Linked DNA regions of Homo sapiens: region 1 is linked to region 2. Evidence: chromatin contacts called from ENCODE POLR2A ChIA-PET data. All regions are on one chromosome and are shown on one strand. The core of a region is the stretch at or near the end of the contact, and the rest is flanking DNA. Distances in the headings are between cores, read along the strand shown.

What was found. ChIA-PET counts read pairs that join two places held with the same protein, here RNA polymerase II (POLR2A).
Region 1: POLR2A ChIA-PET joins it to region 2 with 10 read pairs in AG04450. The contact joins two enhancer-like sites. POLR2A ChIA-PET finds 5 or more read pairs at or near these places in 4 of 52 experiments (AG04450, H1, Panc1 and 1 more).

What each region holds. Positions count from the first base shown.
Region 1 is chr17:72,514,190-72,519,029 of GRCh38, forward strand. The region is part of intron 1 of LINC00673 (long intergenic non-protein coding RNA 673); the gene reads right to left. Among named protein-coding and RNA genes, the nearest start is that of LINC00673, 76 kb to the right of the region's middle. RefSeq lists enhancers at 908-1,408, 1,556-1,745, 2,708-3,216. Within about 2 kb of position 1,287, at least 11 of the 41 ENCODE cell types and tissues checked have a DNase peak (open chromatin) inside an H3K27ac peak, as active enhancers do.
Region 2 is chr17:72,174,280-72,179,159 of GRCh38, forward strand. No RefSeq gene overlaps it. Among named protein-coding and RNA genes, the nearest start is that of SOX9, 56 kb to the left of the region's middle. Within about 2 kb of position 2,877, at least 2 of the 41 ENCODE cell types and tissues checked have a DNase peak (open chromatin) inside an H3K27ac peak, as active enhancers do.

The DNA.
Region 1 (4,840 bases), core at 37-2,536, 340 kb after region 2:
TGGTGGGAGGTAATTGAATCATGGGGGCAGGTTTTTCCTATGCTATTCCCATGACAGTAAATAAGTCTCACGAGATCTGATGGTTTTATAAAGGGCAGTTCCCCTGCACACACTCTCTTGCCTGCCACCATGTAAGAGGCGCCTTTGCTTCTCCTTTTCCTTCCGCCATGATTGTGAGGCCTCCCCAGCCATGTGGAATTGTGAGTCCATGAAACCTCTTTATCTTGATAAATTACCCAGTCTCGGGTATTTCTTCATAGCACTATGATAATAGACTAACACAGGACCAACATTAATCAAGCACACACAGCAATGAGCTGTGACTGCAGATAGAGGTAGCTTCCTCCAGGCTTAGGAATCCCATTGTGCAAGCAAGCTAACAAAGGATTGGCCTAAAAAGGTAGCGACACAACCTGAGGGAGAAATAATCCATCTGCTCTTGACTTTGGGTAGTTACTTAATCCTTCTACGCCTCGCTTTCTCATCTGTAAAATGGGCCAATATATATGTGACAGTGGGTAGGCTTAAATGTGGCAAGGTCTTTAAGGACTTTAGCAAAGTGAAAACTCTCAATCATGTTAAATTGTGTTAGTAGAAGGGCCCCTTGGAATGAAGGCATCGAGCTTAAGCCCACAGAGCTGGCCCCTGGGCTTCCTGTAGCAATGCTCCAATGCCCACACCCATCTCTTCCCCTGCAGACAGGCCCGGCCTATCCCTGAATCTCAGTAGATTCTGATAGATTCCCTCATCTTTGCCATTCTCTCATTTAGCCTGATTCCAGCGAGAGCCTCTAACCTCCCCTGTTATTTCAGCCCTGGGTCTCTTTAAGCAGCCACTGCCAAGCTGTGGGGGATTCATGGTGATTCAGCCCTGGCCCCAAGCAAGCTGGATGTGCTATCGCTCAGCCAGGATATGGCTGGGAGCCCACAGGCTGCTGCGAAGAGACAAAGCTGTCCTCTCCAGCCTTCGAAATCTCCCTTCCTTCTACTGACAGGCACATTGCGGGTCCAGCCATCATGCCCAAGGTGGTCAGAGGCTGGCTTCAGCCTCTTAAAGATTGAAGGCAAGACAATCATCCACCTCCACCCCAGGAGGAAAATGAGGCAGCTGAGCAGTTTCCTCCTGCTCTCTTACTCTCATGTAAGGCATCGTATCTGAATGTAGACAGAGTATTTGCTTGTTTTCTCTTTCTTAGGAGGCAGGACCAGGGAGAGACCCAGCAAAGAGAAGGTCCCAAGCCTAGCTCAAATCTCCTGGTCCTGGAACATTCAGGAGCCGCCCCACTTCAATGGTAATTGGCCTATTTCCATCTGGTTTCCAAGCAACATGACACAAAATCCCCAGGAACCTTATCACAGAGCCAGTGAACTGGAAGGGGCTGGAGATCGCTCTGGCCCAAACTCCCTGCGCCAAAGCATGCGGGGCGACTCAGACACAAAAGGGAGGAAGGCACAGTCTCTGCCCAGAGCCCACGGTGGCACCAAGAAACTCCTTTTACCACTGAAGAAGAAAAGGAGGTCCAGTCTTTTGGAGGCAAGACAAGGTCACCTACAGAGGGCCTCAGCCGAGCAACTCGCTAGAGGTTGTTTTCTGCATGACCACCTTCCCTGCACCGTGGATCCCTGGGGTGGGTGGTTTAGGGGCTTTCCAGGTAAGAGCCAGGGTCAGCGCCAGGAAATGATGACAAGTCTGTCTGAACCCTTTCCGCAGACATACAATTGACCTCCTCCAGCCAAGCGCTGCTCCAGTTAGAATCTTTCTAAAACTACATAGGCAAATGTCTAGCAATTGTCATTCAACTCTCACAATGAAAGGGTAAAAACTCATTTTAATGTGTCTCCCTTGTACCACTTTCTTAGTATGCCTGAATCCATTTCATCTCAAGGACCATACATCAAGCACTGCCTTCTCAGGTACTCAACTCTGCATGCCTAGATGAAGCCACAGCACTCCAAATCTGATTATGGGGATATTTTAGGAAGACAGCCTTGCATTAAAAACTGAAATCCTAGCCAGGCACAGTGGCTCATGCCTGTAAACCCAGCACTTTGGGAGGCCGAGATGGGAGGATCACTTGAGGCCAAGAGGTCAAGACCACCGTGGGCAATACAGTGAGACCTCCGTCTCTACAAAAAATAAAAAATGGAAAAACTAGCTAGGCATGGTAGTACATGCCTGTGGTCTCAGCTACTCGGGAGGTTGAGGCAGGAGGATAGCTTAAGCCTGGGTGATCAAGGCTGCAGTGAGCTCTGATGGCACCACCGTACTCCAGTCTAGATGACAGAGCAAGGCCCTGTCTCAAAAGAAAAAAAAAAAAGAAAAAAGAAATGGAGTCCACTGAACACTAAAAAAAGGATGAATTTTACTGTATGTAAATTATTCCTCAATAAAACTGACTTTAGGAAGAAAATCCACAGGCTCACCCTTCCTAAAGAAAAAAATACACATATAATATCAGGGAGGAAAAAAAAGAAGGAAATTCACACCTTTTTGCTTGACAGAAGTACGGTGCTTGCTTTTTCAATTAAAACTAAAAGGCTACTCCTTTAGGAAACAAAAGTGGGTTCAGCTCCAACAGCCAAGCAAAGCAACGGACTCACCCCACTGGGGATCCCACAGCTGGAAGGTCCCTGACCTACTTCCGCCCAGATCGCCTGAAAGGCCCACGGGGCACCAGCCAAGAGTGGGAAGCAGAGCCGGGCAGCGGGTGCAGGGTGGTGAGCAGAGCACTCCCCCTCTCGCCCCACAGGACACACACAGGCTGAGGGCAAATGATTCCCAGACAGGGACCTGGTGAACAAAGAGGTTACGCAACTCACTAATCACTCAAGACAGCCAAAAACAGAACCTGACATCACGTGCCTGTGACCATCCCCACGGACTGCCTGTGAACTCCCGTAGAAGGTATTCAACAGTTTGTGGAATTACACTGAGCTTGAGTCGGGCTGCAAATAAAAATAAAGTCACTTTTCCCCTAATCCTGTAAGAAACTGGGCACTCAGGGACACGTTAACTCTTTCATGCTCTCTAGAGCCCATTTGAGTCTCAATGGATTCAAGGTTTGGTGGGATGGAAACATGAGTATAGTAAGAATCATCTTAGACTATAAGAAATTCCAAAAATGGCGGGGCAAAAAAAAAAAAAAGGAAAAAAAGAAAAGAAATGGGGAAATTTTGTTACGGTCTTGCATATAACCAAGGTTTTCTCCTTGTCACGGACCAAACCATGATCTGAGTTTGGAGCCTTCTAGAATCCTGAAAACTAGCAAATCCATCTAGTGACAAGATGCACTAAAGCCCTGTGTGGTTTCTAAAAGTTGCTAAAAACTCTAGAATGGCAAACGTTGATAGGGTGGTAGGAGGATGGGGTACTGCACTGATTATCTTTTTAACCTAGATTTCATTAACAATCACCAATTACCGTATACATCCTAAACACCAGGCACTACACAAAGTAACTTAAAGTTATCAGTGCATTCAATCATCATAGTCCTAAAAGATGGGCACGGCCACTTCTATTTGATAGGTGGGAGCACTGAGGATACCTAGCTAGGTGATGGCAGAGCTGAGACTCAAACCCCCAGCTAACCCCAAAACACACACCCCTAATTTTGTCATCCGGCTCTCTGATTAAAAGTGAGAGGCTTTTCTACCCAGTGTGCTGAGCCCAAGTGCCCAAAGATGAACTGTTTCCATGAGTTGTCAGATTTCTGACCCAGAGATGGCAGGACAGAAGCATCTGACTGGATCAGGGAGGTGGCAGAGGCCCAGGGAAGAGGGAGGGCCTGGCGGTTTCAGTGAAAGTCAAAATGACCTCCCCAAATATGCAGCAGAAATTCTCCAGGTACCAGGCCACTGCTGGAGAGATCAGAGGCTCAAGGCTGCCAAGAACAAGGAACTACTGCCAGAAATAAGTTAAGACCTCCCCACAGGTCTCCAGCGGTCACCCACCGTTCCTTAGATCAGTCTCCACCCTCTAAGTAGAAGACAAAAGTGGATCTCCAGAACCTTGAAGCTATTATGCTCTGTGAAAGAAGCCAGACACGAAAGGCCACATATTGTGAGGTTCTGTTTATGTAGAATATTCAGAATAGGCAAATCCATAGAGCCAGAAAGTAGACTAATGTTTGGCAGGGGCTGGAGGGAAGGGAGAATGGAGAAATGACCGCCTAATGAGCGCAGGCTTTCCTTTTGGGGTGGTGTATGCATACGTCCAGACTCTTCAAAATGTGTGTATTAAACAATGTACAATTTATGCATACCAATTTTCATTCAATAAAGATTTTTAAAGGACTTGGAAAAAAGTTCTGAATACAAATAGTGGTGATGGTTGCACAACACTGTAAATGCTTTCATGTCACTGAACCGTATACTTTAAGTTGGTTAAAACGGTAAATGATGTTATATTGTTATATGTATTTTACCACAGTTTTTTTAAGGTGGAATCTCCAAAGAATCCTAGAACTCATTCAGTCCAAGCCTAAAACCGAAACACGGAGTCGGGGCTTAGCCTCTAAGGGCTGTGAGGGTTAGAACTGGATGTTCCCCTAAGACCCTCAAATTCATAAACTCATTGTTTAGAGAGAGGGTGGTGCCGGCAAGCAGGGAAGGAAGAAGGCCTGCGAGACGGTGAGGCCGGACAGAGCACTGGCTCCTTCTGAGGCGACCAGGGGGAGCGAGGTGCAGCCAGGGAGGCAGGGCCCCCGCCCATGCATCCTCCCCCAGACCCCTCGCCTCTTCCCACCTGGCAGACCTCATGCTTCCTTCCTTGGGGCTGGGAGCCCAGTGCCCTTGGTCTGCATCACAGAGTCAACAACAATTTATCTGAACTGAGCAAACAA
Region 2 (4,880 bases), core at 1,627-4,126:
CCATCCAGTCCTAAAACTTAGGTTCTTGATCTCTATGCTCCAGCCTCACCTACCTTTAAGAGAGAATATCGAGGGCCAGGCGTGGTGGCTCACACCTGTAATACCATCACTTTGGGAGGCCGAGGTGGGCAGATCACTTGAGGTCAGGAGTTTGAAACCAGCCTGGCTAACATGGTAAAACCCCGTCTCTACTAAAAATATAAAAATTAGCTGTGTGTGGTGGCAGATGCCTGTAGTCCGAGCTACCGGGGAGGCTGAGACAGGAGAATCGCTTGAACCGGGGAGGCGGAGGTTGCAGTGAGCTGAGATCGTGTCACTGCACTCCAGACTGAAAGGCAGAGAGAACATCAAGGAAACACTTCCTGTTCTTCTGAGCAAAACTACTCTCCTCTTTCTAATTTAGAACATCAGGAAGAGGACAGTTTGCATAATGAAAAATCAAGGAAGGCGGTTATTCATGTACTTAAGCTTCGACAACTTCTAGTAATTATTTTCAGGGAGGCTGCATTTCTTTCAGCTGCTAAGGACAGTACCTAGGAGGCTGTGAAGAACAAGCTGATGGTTTCAGATTTAGACACACATTGGGCCGCAGCGGCAAGCGCCCAGTAGGTCCTCAATCTTGTAAATACGGTTACATTTGTCATCCCTGACCCTCACAATGTGATTTGCATAGTGTCTTGGACCAAATATTTGTAGGATTGCTGGGATGTGTTTCTCATTTCAGTGGCATGGAAAGTTGTCCTAAGAAAGGCTGGAATAACCTGTGGTCTCTGGATGAAAAATAAGGAAACTGGGGTCCCAGGAAGTAAGAGTTCCTATCTGAAGTCATTCCCTGAGTTAGTGCAAGAGCCCGAAGCCAGGGAAACCCCAGCTCTCTTTCAGCATCACGTGCCATTCAGCTAAATTCTCAGGGCCCAGGACAGCCTTCTGTCACCCACGGGCTAAAGTCATCAGGAAAGCAAATAAGGATCCACAGTTAGAAGAAGAAAAATGTTTCCGCCCACCCTAACCCTTCCGCACCACCTGTCACCTGAAAACCCAAAACTCAGAACTGCCCCGAGACACATCCAGCCAGAATCCAGAGAGACCTTTGAGGCTGGGGCTGGGCCCACTCACCTCTCATGAGGAGGCAAAAGCAAATGCTTCTCCTCCCAGGGCTGACCAAGGCAGTGGGTGGACAAGCCTGGGCCAAGGCAAACAGGGACATGGCACCTGAAGGCACTATTGACAAACTGGGTGTGTTAATGGACCAAGTGGGGCTAGAATGGGAAGGATGGATTCTCCGAGGCTGCACAGAGAGTGCAGGAGAGAAAAGAACTTCCAAACTGTCTCCTTTAGCCTTGGCTACCCCTGGAGAAAGCCCAGGTGTTTCACCTCCCTCCCTCCCTCCCTGCTTCTCTGCCTTTGCTCTGAGAGCCGGGCCTTCCTGCAGGCTGGCTGTTTAACGAGGCAGGTTGAGAATTTTCAGCCTCTAACTCATGTGTTCTAATCCTATTAAATATGCACCGGCTTCAAAACTCAGCTTTTTAAAAACTTGCTTCCCCACCCCCAGCACCACCCCCTGTCCCCCCAACCTCGCCTCACTTAGTCCCACTTGCTCCATTCCAGCTTGAAAAGCCATTGCTCAGTTGTTGGCAGGGGTCCCACCAGCGTTTTTGCAAGGATTTGGGCTGTGATTCAGCTACCTGCAGCTGTTCCCCAGTTACCACCCACGTAAAGGAATTTCTGATATTAAAACGGGTGACAAACTTCCTCCCCCCTTCCCCCAACACATTAGTTTGATTGACATCCACAGGCCAAGTGGCCAAGTTCACCGTCACTTGGTTCTCCCTATTCACTTAATAATACATTTAATTCCACCCACCAGCCACTCCTCCCCGTGCTTTATACACACTGCCTTCTCACCCTGAAGAGCGTCCTCTGATAAGACCATCGAAATACCATTTGGGGATATTTAAAAACAATCTACTGAATCTTTCTAGAACTAAATTTTGTTCTCCCTTTATCATCTAATTAAATCTTCCCACCACTGCAAAAAATCCTCCTAATCCCCCCCCTCCCCCGGCCTTGTGTAATGTCATCAAATGGGAGTGGAGAGAGGCAAGGAAAGAGAGCGGGCTGAAGTTGAAGATCCAAGTTCAGATAGTTCCATGGAGCTTTTCAGAGCCGAGGCTGGAGGCCACCTGCTTCTCTCCAACTGTGCAGAGATGCCAGGGTGTTCGTGTTGACCAGATGGAATTGTCTCCAGCAGAGCATACTGAACCAGTATCCACAAAGCTGGGCACAGACCTGAGCTTCCCGGCTTCAGCTACTTTCTTTTGTGTGTGTGTTGGGGTTGGCACGGGGGGAAAATGGGGTGGATGTGCAAACAGTGCAGATGGCCCTGGAAGTCGATGGCCCTGCAAGTCAACTGCCCATCCTCCTTCTGGCAGAAGTCCCATCTCAGCCTGGGCTCATCAACTATATGCTTCCTTTCAAAGGAGGATGCAATAGAAACCAACCTAACACCAACAAAAGCCTCAACAGTTAGCATTCAAGGTACCTACCTTAAGAGTGGACATTCAAAAGGAGGCTTTTGAGCAATGACCAAGCTGGAGCCCCTGGATACCAGGCCCTGGCTTTCTCTGAGTTTCTCCCATTTGGTTTGGCAGATACTCTGCGGGGGAACAATAGCAACGGCCCCACCAGTCCCATCAACCCCAAGGCCGCGTCCCCTTGCTTCTGGGCAGTAGCCAGTAATGTGATCCTTCAAGGCAGTGCCAAACCCCCTGTTGGGAATTCAGCCAATCTTGGGGCTCTTCAGGGAAGAAAAATTCCTTTCCCTGACCTCTGCAGGTGATCGGATTGAGGTCCCTGCAGCTTGAAATTTGATTTGATCTTTGATCTCTGCTTGCACAGCTGCAATGGTTATTATGCTCCATAAAGTGTCCCGGAGCCCTTCCTTGCTCACCTGCCCTCCATAGTGAGTGCTTGGGGCCAGGTATTCCTGAGCAGGGGAAGAATATTACTTCTCTGTTTTTCTCATCCTGCACTCCCTTCATTTCAGTCGTGCCTTCTCATTCCCCTCATTCCCAGGACTTAACCCCAAATTCCAAGACCGTGGACATTTTCAAGTCCTTCTAAATGAGAGCATGTGGTTTCATTAAAAAAAAAAAGTACTGTGTGTTAAGAGCCAACTATTTAACCAAGGTCATAGTCCCAGAATGCCGCATGTGTCTAAAGAAGTCTTGTAGAAGTGTGGTCCTCAAAGTAAGTTTTTCTGGGTTTAGTTCACTTCCCTGTCATGGTGAGATCATTCTGGGGCAGGGAGATATGTATAAGGAAGCAAGTTTAATATGGTTCATCAGACCTATTTCTATTTTATTGGCAGCAAGTGACATAATAATAGATACTTACTGAAAGCGAACTATATTTTGGATATCATGCTAATTATCTGCATGGACGCTTTTAAGCTTCCCAAACTCTAAGAAGAATGTACTATTATCTTACCTCATTTTACAGATGAGGAAACTGAAATTTAGAGGGGTTTAAGTAGCTGGTTTAAGATTACACAAGCAGTGAGCAAATAGAGTTGGGATTCCCTCACATGTCTGTCTGATCTTGAACTAGTTCTTAACCAAATTCACGTTATCCCTCTTTGAGGTTATTTGTCTACACTGCAAAATTACACAAGCAGGAGAGCAGCGATGTCTTGTCTACATTGTTCACAGTCTGAGAAAATCATTTCAAGATTTATTGATTGGCTATCCTGATTTTAATCTGAAAATAAGTCCCAAATGACATGTTTTCACCTTTTATTTTTTTAATTCAAATCAAACTTTTAATCAACAGCAAGGACAATAAAAGGATTAAGCATATCATTTTAAAGAAACACCCAAATAGATATGATTTGGAAATTTTCCTACTAACATTTCATCCCTGAGCCCCCCCTCATACTGACCTCACCTTTGGGCCTGAACTTGGTAAGGAGATTTCTCTGCAAGTCTGTCTAGAGAGTCAAACACTTCTCTGGTTACCTTGAGATTCAAGTCTGCTTAATTAAATGTTTTAGCTAGCATTTTTGTTTAAGTTTCCACGGAGGTATGAAAAAGCCATTGCAATTGTTTTAAAGCTCTTATAATACTTTCTTTAGTTCCTTCAAGGAAGGTGATCATTCCTGTGTCTACTCAGGCCCCTATCCCACCACCTTCACTGATGGCTTCATTTCCTTACACTTTAGCTCCTTTCTCTCTCTGATTTTGCCCATCACTGTCCATGTGGAAGAAGCATGAAGAGAAATTTGAGTTGTGTTGGGTCTCTCTGCCGACTGCATGAACCCTGAAAGTCTGTCCTCTCATTTAGAAGTTGTTCCCAGAATCTAATCCCTCCTATCTTCCTTCTTTTTCTTTTCTTTTTTTTTTTTTTTTTTTTTTTTGAGATGGAGTTTCGCTCGTTGCCCAGGCTGGAGTGCAATGCCACGATCTCAGCTCACCACAACCTCCTCCTCCCAGGTTCAAGCGATTCTCATGCCTCAGCCTCCTGAGTAGCTGGGATTACCGGCATGCGCCACCACGCCCTGCTAATTTTGTATTTTTAGTAGAGACGGGGTTTCACCATGTTGGCCAGGCTGGTCTTGAACTCCCGACCTCAGGTGATCTGCCCACCTTGGCCTCCCAAAGTGCGGGGATTACAGGCGTGAGCCACCGCACCCGGCCTGTTTTGTTTTCTTTATTGGGTGGAGGTTTGTCTTAAGTTTCCCCCACTTCTGATTAATAACCTCAATAGGTCTTTGCTTATTAAAAAAAAAAAAAAACCTACTAAAAGATAAAAATTAATAACTGTAATAACGGCATTCTCATAGCATCTAGCAACCTTCACAACAGAGTTGTGACAAAGAGCTG